Linked DNA regions of Homo sapiens: region 1 is linked to region 2. A link is a contact called in ENCODE POLR2A ChIA-PET data. All regions are on one chromosome and are shown on one strand. Each heading gives the region's core, a stretch centred on a gene start or an enhancer-like site at or near the end of the contact. The rest is flanking DNA. Distances are from core to core; before and after follow the strand shown.

Region 1 (4,972 bases), core at 1,865-4,364, about 50 Mb before region 2:
ACCTTCTGTGATTTTTTTCAAATTTAGCCAGTCCCTTTCTCCTCTCTCTTTACTCACCTCCTTTTCTCCCCCATTTTCCCATTTCTCTTTCCCTGTTTCTTCTCCCCTCATCCCGAGTTCTTTTCTCTGGCTAAACCCAGGGCAGGGTGGGCAGGGGGAGGGATGGTGGCTCACACCTGTAATACCAGGATTTCAGAAGGTCGAGGCAGGAGGATCTCTTGAGCCCAGGAGTTTGAGACCAGCCTGGGCAACATAAGAAGACACCATCTCTATGTAAAATTTAAAAACTGTAGCCAGGTGCAGTGGCTCATGCCTGGAATTGTAATCCCAGCACTTTGGGAAGCCAAAGTGGGCAGATCGTTTGAACCCAGGAGTTCCAGACCAGCCTGGGCAACATGGCAAAACCTCATCTCTGAAAAAAAAAAACAAAAATTAGCCAGGCATGGTGGTGCTTGCCTGTAGTCCCAGCTACTTGGGAGGCCAACGTGGGAGGATCGCTTGAGCCCAGGAGGTCGAGGTTGCAGTGAGCCATGATCGTGCCACTGAACTCCAGCCTAGGCAACAGAGCTGCCCAGAGCTGCTTGTCACCGTAGTTTCCTGATCTGCAAAATGGTAATAATCCTCACCTCGGAGTTTGTTGGGGGTGGGGAGTTTAATGTGATGGCATAAATGAAAAAGCATAATAAATATTGTTATCTGTAACCACACATTTTTAAACGAGGCTGGGAAAGGAGAAGCATATTTCTCCCAGGAGGCACAGGCGCTTGAATCTGTTTCTTTGTTGTGTTTTGTTTTTTGAGACAGGGTCTTGCTCTGTTGCCCAGGTAGGAGCGCAGTGGTACGATCTCAGCTTGCTGCAGCCTTGACCTTCTGGGTAACTGGGACCGCAGCGATGCGCTACCACGCCCGGCTAATTTTTGTATTTTTTTTAATAGAGATAGGACTTCGCCATGTTGCCAAGGCTGGTCTTGAACTCCTGAGCTCAAAAGATCCACCTGCCTCCACCTCCCAAAGTGCTGGGAATACAGTCATGAGCCACCACACTCAGCCAAATGAGTGCTTTTTATGTGATCCACAATCATAAATAACTTTTTTTTTTTTTTGAGATGGAGTCTCGCTCTGTTGCCCAGGCTGGAGTGCAGTGGCGTGATCTCGGCTCACTCCAAGTTCCACTTCCCAGGTTCACGACATTCTCCTGCCTCAGCCTCCCGAGTAGCTGGGACTACAGGTGCCCGCCACCATGCCTGGCTAATTTTTTGTATTTTTAGTAGAGACGGGGTTTTACCGTGTTAGCCAGGATGGTCTCGATCTCCTGACCTCGTGATCCGCTGGCCTCGGCCTCCCAAAGTGCTGGGATTACAGGCGTGAGCCACCGTGCCCGGCCCATAAATAACTCTTTTGCTTCATACAGAAGGGTTTTACAGTCATTTAACTGTATTCTTTTTGTAACTATATTCCCATTTTACAGAGGAGAACATGTACTTTGCCCAAGGCCACACAATGAAGCATAGAACTGGGGTTATGCTCTTAATTATGCTATGCCAAGTGAGGTCTCCACCTAGGTACCCCAGCAACACACGAAAGTCACTTCGTTTAGGGCACTTAATTTCATGGTGTCAAGGTCTGTTTTTTTTGTTTTTTGTTTTTTTAGAGACAGGGTCTAGTTTTGTCACCCAGTCTGGAGTGCAGTGGTTTGATTATAGCTCACTGCAGCCTTGAACTCCTGGGCTGAAATGATCCTCCCACTACGGCCTTCCAAAGTGCTTGGATTACAGGTGTGAGCCACCACACCCGGCTTGTTTACTTTTCACATGTTCCTTCTTTATTATGAGCTCCCTGAGGTCAGGGAGTGACTTTGCACCATTGCAACTCCAGCACATATATCTGAGCCTGACAGATAGTAGGCACTTCGTTGGTGGAGGATATTCTAGGAAAATGTATGTTCAAAGGCATGCAGGTGTAAAATAGCACGCTTAATCTCCGAACTATTTAAGTAGGTAAGTTCTACTGAAGTATGAGTTTGAGAAGAAAAACTAATTCTCATTGTTTGAGTCACGGACTGTGGGCGAAAAGGTGCCACATTTGGAGAATATGCTCAAAGGGAGCAATAGCTTCCTTTGCTGCCCCAAACGTCACTGATGGTGAGGCTTCTGCTGCACAGGAGCCTGGAGAAGTAACAAAGATCACAAAGGGCCTGCCTTGTACTTGAGGCTAAACATTTGGAGTTTACAATGTAGGTAATGTGAAGTCCTTGAGAGATTGTATTTATTTTTAAACCATCCAGCCCAAAATGTCATGTGAGAGATTTTAAACAGTGAGACTCAAAGGGAAAGTAACGGGCCCGGTAGCATGGCTAACTAATAATAAAACAAATCTCAGCCAAGGGGCCTTTTTATCTCGGGGCCCTTTCCACCAAACTTGCATGGCTTCAGTGGAAACCTAACAATGCGGCAGCGGGGAGGCTAAGCGGCCGAGGTTCCAAAACAACGTCTGGCACCTTCTAAAAGTTTAACAATGAACCAGCCTCTAAAATTAAGGTTTAATGAAACCAAGGCGCTTTCTTTCGTGAAGGAATTCCGTTGGCAACATCTTTGCAGCGATGCCCCGCTTTCTGGAACCCCTCCCTGCCCAGCGCCCCCTTCATTTTAGTCCTCCCCTCACGCTCCCACCTCTCCTCTCCCATTGTTTCGATCTACTCCCGCTGAGGCAAGCTGGGAAGTGTAGTTGCACGCCCTGCTGCCTGAGTCGGTTAGGTAGCTCTAAAAACTCGTAACTCCACAACAGCTCAATGGATTTTCGAGAGGTGGGGTAAAGCCTGAAGGCTCAGCCGGTTTATCCAACGAGCAATCTGGGATTTGCAGTTTCCAGCGCCCGAAGTGCGCCCGCTAGCAGAGAGCTCTTGGACTCTAATCCCGCCCCCTCCCCGAGCCTCGCGCATCCTGATGGCGTCACGCGGCCCCGCGAGGTCTGTGGGATACATAGTAGTCCTCAAGGCGGGTCTCACTCTTGGCCGCTGCAACTTGAGGACTACACTTCCAAGGAGGCAGCGCGGCGCGCCGAGAACCACCCGAGGCCGTGATTGGCTGGTGAGCCGGCCGCACGCGGAGGATCCTAAGGAGCAGCTCTGTTGCGACATAGGCCGAGCAGCGAGGCCCAGTGAGTTAGGGGAAGGGGAGCTGTAGGGAGAGGGTCCCCGCCGGTGAGGGGGAAAGAGAATTAGAAGAGGAAGCAGGGACGGGGTTTGGATGGAGGGCTCTGCGAGGGGGAAGATAGGGCTAAGGGAGAGAAGCTGACGGGCGGGGTGGGGGAGGACCCGGGGGTGACGAGCGTGGAGACTCGGAGGGGACTCACGCGGGCGAGGACGAGTGCGTCCCGGCAAGAGGCTGGGCTCGACGGCCGGGTGATGTGGAGAGGGACGATCGAGAAGAGGCCCGAGACGGACGGGAGGAGGAAGCCCGGAAAGTGAGGCGGCTAGCTGAGTGCGGAGCGCCAAGTTGTAGGGAAACCGGAGACGGAGACCTCCGCTGAGGGGCAGAACCTGGTCCCCAGCCGGAGGCCCTGAAAGAAGGAGCGTTTCCAAAGTGAGGCAGTCCGTGGGGGACTGGTGCCTGTGGGAAGAGATGTTAAGATTAGAAGAGCCGCTGAGAATCGGCATTGGTTTGGGATACCCTGACCAAGTTGGAACAGACGAGGCGGGGGCAGGCCAGGGCATCAGAGGCTTGATGTTGATACGAAGATTCCTGAGAGGGATGGAGCAGGGCCCAGGCATTCTTACTAGTAAGTTTAGGGTTTGGGGGTATCTGTTTGCCTTCCTTCAGGCTCCCTGAAACAACAGTAACCTACCCCTGTGGGTCATCATCATGCCCTCCGACCTGGCCAAGAAGAAGGCAGCCAAAAAGAAGGAGGCTGCCAAAGCTCGACAGCGGCCCAGAAAAGGACATGAAGAAAATGGAGATGTTGTCACAGAACCACAGGTGGCAGAGAAGAATGAGGCCAATGGCAGAGAGACCACAGGTGAATTGAGGGAGGGGTGAGTTGGGGATGGTTGCTAAGACTTAATGCATGCCCCAGCCAGAGTTGGAATCTTGATGCTGGGGGTAGTGGAGAATGTATCTGGTGTCATGCAACTTTTCATGATGAATCAAATCAGTAGAGTTGGAATTCGTGCCACCCTGTCATTGCGCAAGGAAGCCGAAGACGAGGTTCTCACATACTCAGTGGCAAGCGGATGTGAGAGTTGCTGAGCTGCCTTGCTGCTCTATTAGATTGTGAGGAGGGGATCAGTTCCCTGCCCCTTTCTCAGTTTCCATTTCTATGCATGGTGACCAATGTGCCAGGTTCTTTGCTACATTATACAATAAGCTTGTCCTCTCACTGGTGTAGTGGCTCTACCTACAAGAGAGTAACTTATGAGTTGATTTATGGGGTTTTTCCTGGGAGAGAGCTCCCTTTCTGTTATTTATATTTTGGGAAATATTTATTATTTCTCAAGTGCTAGACATGGTGCTATACACTGAGGCACTACCGTCTTCCCTCCAAAAACTTACCGTCTAGACTGGGAAACATGGCCATATGCGGTAAAGACTATTCCAGGCCCTTGGCAGTCCAATCCCAGCCCTCTTCCCTGCCCCCTGAAAACTCCCTAAACAGCCTTCTGCTCCATCCAGACTATTTATTATCTCTTGGATAGTCACCACATCTCTGTCCTTTCACACACTGAATTATAATACCATCATGTTTTTGCTAGCTACATTTGACATTTCTGTCAAGGCCCAGCTCAAGATAATGAAGCGTCTCTCAGTCAAACCTGACCACAGTATTTCCATTCTCTATACCCTTTTGCTGTCTTTTAGTGTTACTTACCTTTTTATGTTGTATCTCCTGTTTCTTTGTCTAAATTGTTTCATCTTTGAGTGCAAGGACCCTGTCTTGGGTTTTTTTTATGACTTGCTTCTCAGGTAGACACTAAGTA
Region 2 (4,774 bases), core at 856-3,355:
GACACACCTGTAGTCCCAGCTATTCAGGAGGCTGAGGCGCAAGGATTGCTTGAGCCCAGGAGCTCAAGGCTGCAGTGAGCTGTGTTTGTGCCACTGCACTCCAGCCTGGGTGACAGAGCAAGACCCTGTTTCAAAAAAAAAAAAAAAAAAAAAAAAACCCAAAACCAACCAAACAAAAAAAAATATGATTATGATCACTGTACTACTCTGTCTCCCCTCCAAATGCCAGGCAGTGCTCTAGGTTTTAGGGATGCCAAAGCTTACAGTCCAGTGGCAAACACAAATGATTAATGAAACAAACACAGTAAGTACAGCATGGAGTAGGCTAGGATACGGAAGTATAAAGTGCTGCAGAGCCCAGGACAGAAACACCCAACCTGGCCTTGGAGTAGTCAGGGAAGACTTCCCAGAAGAAGGTAAGTCTAGGTTAAGGCCTAACTGGTGAATGACCTGGCTAGGGGAGACAGCGGGGTATTTCAGACCTTGAGGCCAACATGAAAAAACTGATGGCTGGGAGACTGCGATGCCTTTGAAAAACTGAGAGGGCCAAGCGCAGTGGCTCATGCCTGTAATTCTAGCATTTTGGGGGGCCGAGGCGGGTGGATCACGAGGTCAGGAGATCAAGACCATCCTGGCTAACATGGTGAAACCCTGTCTCTACTAAAAATACAAAAGATAAGCTGGGTGTGGTGGCGGGCGCCTGTAGTCCCAGCTACTCCAGAAGCTGAGGCCAGAGAATGGTGTGAACCCGGGAGGCAGAGCTTGCAGTGAACCGAGATTGCGCCACTGCACTCCAGCCTGGGGGACAGAGCAAGACTCCGTCTCAAAAAGAAAAAAAAAGAAAGAAAGAAAAACTAAAAGGGCCAAGCGCAGTGGCTCATACTTGTAATCCTAGCATTTTGGAAGGCCGAGGCAGGAGGATCACATGAGCTCAGGAGTTCAAGACCAGCCTGGGCAACATAGTGAGACACCCATCTCAACAAAAAATATAAAAACTAGCCCAGCATGGTGGCCTGCACCCACCTGTAGTTCCACCTACTCAGGTGGCTGAGGTGGAAGAATCACTTGAGCATGGGAGGTTGAGGCTGCAGTGAGTTATATAGAACCACTGCATTCCAGCCTGGGTGACAGAGCAAGACTCTGTCTAAAAAAAAAAAGTCTTTGCTGGCTCTCCAGTGTTTCCCTACAGAGTTCAAACTCCTGGGCAGTGTGTATAATGCCTTTCAAAATGTAACCTTTCCCCAGCCTTCGATCCTTTCTTATTACTCTGTAAGATCCAAACTGTGAACTTGGCTTCCTAAGCGACTTGCTTTTTCTTGCTTCACTGCCTTTGCACGTGAGGTTCCCACTGAGAGAAACCCTAACTAGACTTTCAAGACTCAATTCAAGCTTTTTCATTTTTCCTTCAAGCTTTCACAGTCCCCTGCCTCCCAGAACCTGGGCTAGATGCCACGTCTCCCTGTTCCCAGGCGCTGTGCTTCCCTCTGCCATAGCACAAATCACAAATCACAGTAAAATACAGTGTTAGGTCTGCGTTTCTGCCCCCCTTCCAGAAAAAGCCAATGCTTGGATAAGAGGGGTCTTTCTCCTCTTCATCCCCAGCGCCCGGCTTGGAGCAGGCACCAATAAAACGTGAATGAAGGGTCAACGCCAGGACCCGAGGGCTGAGGAAGGGATTTACGAGGAATAGCTGGGGCCGGGCGCGGCAGCTCACGCCTGTAATCCCAGCACTTTGGAAGGCCCACGCAGGAGGATCGCTTTGAGGCCAAGAGTTGGAGACCAACCTGGGCAACATAGCGAGAGCCCGTCACCACATAACAAATTAAAAATTAACCAGGCGTGGGGCCTCATGCTTGCAGTTCCAGCCACTCCGGAGGCTGAGGTGGGAGGATGGTTTGATCCCAGGAAATCGAGGCTGCAGTGAGCTATGACTATGCCACTGCACTCCAGCCTAGGCGAAAGAGCGAGACCAAAAAAGAGGAATGACTAGGTAAGAAAATTCTAGGACTGACTTGGGAAGGGGAAGGGGGCGAACCGCGGGGGCTCACATACCCGAAGTTTTCTTCTCCACCATTGGCACAACACAACTGTCGGAAGAAACTGCTGCGCACGCGTACTAACCCCAAGGCTTTAGTAGGGGCGCCATCACTTCCGGTAGCTTGTACTTCTGCGCGTGCGCCACAGCTTTGACTCATTACGTGGCGTTTCCTTGGAGACAAGAAAGCTTTTCGCCATGTTTTATAGGGGCAAAACCACTTCCGGCCTCAGTGTGGAGGTGTAAATCTTGTGGGAGCCACGAAATGGGTCATTTTAAAGATGTGGTCACGGTGTTCTTACAAGAAATCTTATTTTCCTTTGGTCCTTGTGAAGATGCTGTGATCACAAAGGCAGCCCCTGGAGCTTCTCCGGGCAGAAGAGGAGGTGGGCTGGACTGTCAAAGAAAGTGGCTGGCTTCCGTGGGCAATCCGAGGTTCCTAGTGGCCCTCTGCAGAAAGCTGAACTCCCAGTTCCCCCAGGCCTCCGTCCCGCGGCGGACTCCTAGGCTTCCTCCCTCCCTGTCGCCGCCAGCCTCTCGCTCTCCCCGTCTTCCGCCCGCACTCTCTGGGCAGGGCTGCGGCCAGGACCCGCCCCCGCGTCCCGCCCGACCCTCCGCCAGGGGTCACTTCCCCTGTCCAGGTTTCAGCTTCCACATGTGTCAAGCGGCTGGCTCAGCCCAGAGTCCCTGTCTCCCGCCCGCCGGCCCGAGCCGCCGCCCCTCCCCCGCCTCCCGTGCGCCCGGGACAATCCTCGCCTTGTCTGTGGCGCCGGCATCTGGAGCTTTCTGTAGCCTCCGGATACGCCTTTTTTTCAGGGCGTAGCCCCAGCCAAGCTGCTCCCCGCGGCGGCCGCACAGCAGCCCGAGCGCCCCCTTTCCAGAGCTCCCCTCCGGAGCTGGGATCCAGGCGCGTAGCGGAGATCCCAGGATCCTGGGTGCTGTCTGGGCCCGCTCCCCACCATGACCTCCTCGGGGCCTGGACCCCGGTTCCTGCTGCTGCTGCCGCTGCTGCTGCCCCCTGCGGCCTCAGCCTCCGACCGGCCCCGGGGCCGAGACCCGGTCAACCCAGGTGAGATCCCGGGGAGGCCCGGCACGGCCGAGGGGGCAGAGGCTGGCGTGCCTGCCAGCCTGGCCCGGAGAGGGTCGGAGGCTCGAGGAGGTGTCTGGCCCGTCCCCCGCCCAGCGTGCTCTTGAGGCTGAGTCGCGCCAAGCCCCTCGCCCATCACTACCCTGAACTGGGGTTTCCAGCCTCCCTATGCAAAGGGACTCGGAATTCCTGGGCACCACTCCCACCCTGCCCTCCTTGGGGTCAGAGTGTTCCTGGGTGAGAAGAGTTTAAGAATGGGAAGGAAGAAAGGGAGGGAAGTCGAGTGAGAGGGAGGACAGCAAAGCACGTGAGGCCCGGAGCTGGGCGGTGGATCTCAAGTGCCATTTCCCTCTGGTAACAGAGAAGCTGCTGGTGATCACTGTGGCCACAGCTGAAACCGAGGGGTACCTGCGTTTCCTGCGCTCTGCGGAGTTCTTCAACTACACTGTGCGGGTGAGGAGAGGGAAAGGCCCCTGGGAGGGGGTCCCAGCAGGAGGGGTGGGCTGAAGTCTGGATGCCCAGGTCCCCACGGTAAGCCTGGTCAGGAGTTCCCCCCACAACTCCCCACCCCTTGCCTGGCACGGGGCAATCTTCTCCACAGACCCTGGGCCTGGGAGAGGAGTGGCGAGGGGGTGATGTGGCTCGAACAGTTGGTGGAGGACAGAAGGTCCGGTGGTTAAAGAAGGAAATGGAGAAATACGCTGACCGGGAGGATATGATCATCATGTTTGTGGATAGGTAACGGGGCTGGGGATAGGGAGCGGGGTAAGGATGCTGAGGTTCCCAGTGGACCCCTGCCCATCCTCCCCTTCCTCACCCAGCTACGACGTGATTCTGGCCGGCAGCCCCACAGAGCTGCTGAAGAAGTTCGTCCAGAGTGGCAGCCGCCTGCTCTTCTCTGCAGAGAGCTTCTGCTGGCCCGAGTGGGGGCTGGCGGAGCAGTACCCTGAGGTGGGCACGGGGAAGCGCTTCCTCAATTCTGGTGGTGAGTGGCAGAGTGCCCAAGGCAGAGGGGCCAAGAGCGGTGGGACACAGAGTGTTAAAGGCGCCTGAGGGCTGGAGACAGCCTGGGGGACAGGCCCTGGGACCCTGGGAGTCTCGAGGTCAACACTCCCCCTCCCCGCCAGGATTCATCGGTTTTGCCACCACCATCCACCAAATCGTGCGCCAGTGGAAGTACAAGGATGATGACGACGACCAGCTGTTCTACACACGGCTCTACCTGGACCCAGGACTGAGGGTAGGGAAGGCAGAGGAGTGGGCGCATCCCGCAGCTCTGTGGGAGTGGAGGCCTCAGGCTGAATGGGATTTGGGGAGCAAAGGGGGTTGCAAAGAGAAAAATGTGTGCCTGGGCGTGGTGGCTCACGCCTGTCATCCAAGACTTTTGGGAGGCTTAGGCAGGAGGATTGCTTGAGTCCAGGAATTTAAGACCAGCCTGGACAACATAGTTGAGACCTCATCTCTACAAAAAAAAAGAAAGAAAAAATTAGCCAGGCTTCATGGTGTACGCCTGTAATCCCAGCTACTTGGGAGGCTGAGGTGGGACCATCACTTGAGCCCAGGAGTTTGAGGATGTTTTGCACCACTGCATTCCAGCCTGGGTGACAGAATGAGACTCTGTCTCTCACAAAAAAAGGAAAACCATGGTGGCT

Evidence for each region. ChIA-PET counts read pairs that join two places held with the same protein, here RNA polymerase II (POLR2A).
Region 1: POLR2A ChIA-PET joins it to region 2 with 10 read pairs in Panc1. The contact joins the promoter of ABCF2-H2BK1 here to the promoter of ZNHIT1 in region 2. POLR2A ChIA-PET finds 5 or more read pairs at or near these places in 2 of 52 experiments (GM12878 and Panc1).

Annotation. Positions count from the first base shown.
Region 1 is chr7:151,225,347-151,230,318 of GRCh38, reverse strand. ABCF2-H2BK1 (ABCF2-H2BK1 readthrough) reads left to right here and starts at 3,114. Exons shown (of 17, transcript NR_160983.1): 1 at 3,114-3,156; 2 at 3,819-4,014. ABCF2 (ATP binding cassette subfamily F member 2) reads left to right here and starts at 3,114. Exons shown (of 15, transcript NM_007189.3): 1 at 3,114-3,156; 2 at 3,819-4,014. The coding sequence starts at 3,861. RefSeq lists enhancers at 2,938-3,017, 3,128-3,177 and a silencer at 3,278-3,337.
Region 2 is chr7:101,215,496-101,220,269 of GRCh38, reverse strand. It overlaps ZNHIT1 (zinc finger HIT-type containing 1), which reads right to left and starts at 2,105. Exons shown (of 5, transcript NM_006349.3): 1 at 2,053-2,105. The coding sequence starts at 2,074. It overlaps PLOD3 (procollagen-lysine,2-oxoglutarate 5-dioxygenase 3), which reads left to right and starts at 2,689. Exons shown (of 19, transcript NM_001084.5): 1 at 2,689-3,104; 2 at 3,484-3,575; 3 at 3,724-3,860; 4 at 3,944-4,107; 5 at 4,250-4,362. The coding sequence starts at 2,996. RefSeq lists enhancers at 1,758-2,299, 2,393-2,512, 3,061-3,583 and silencers at 2,613-2,892, 3,033-3,082, 3,143-3,262.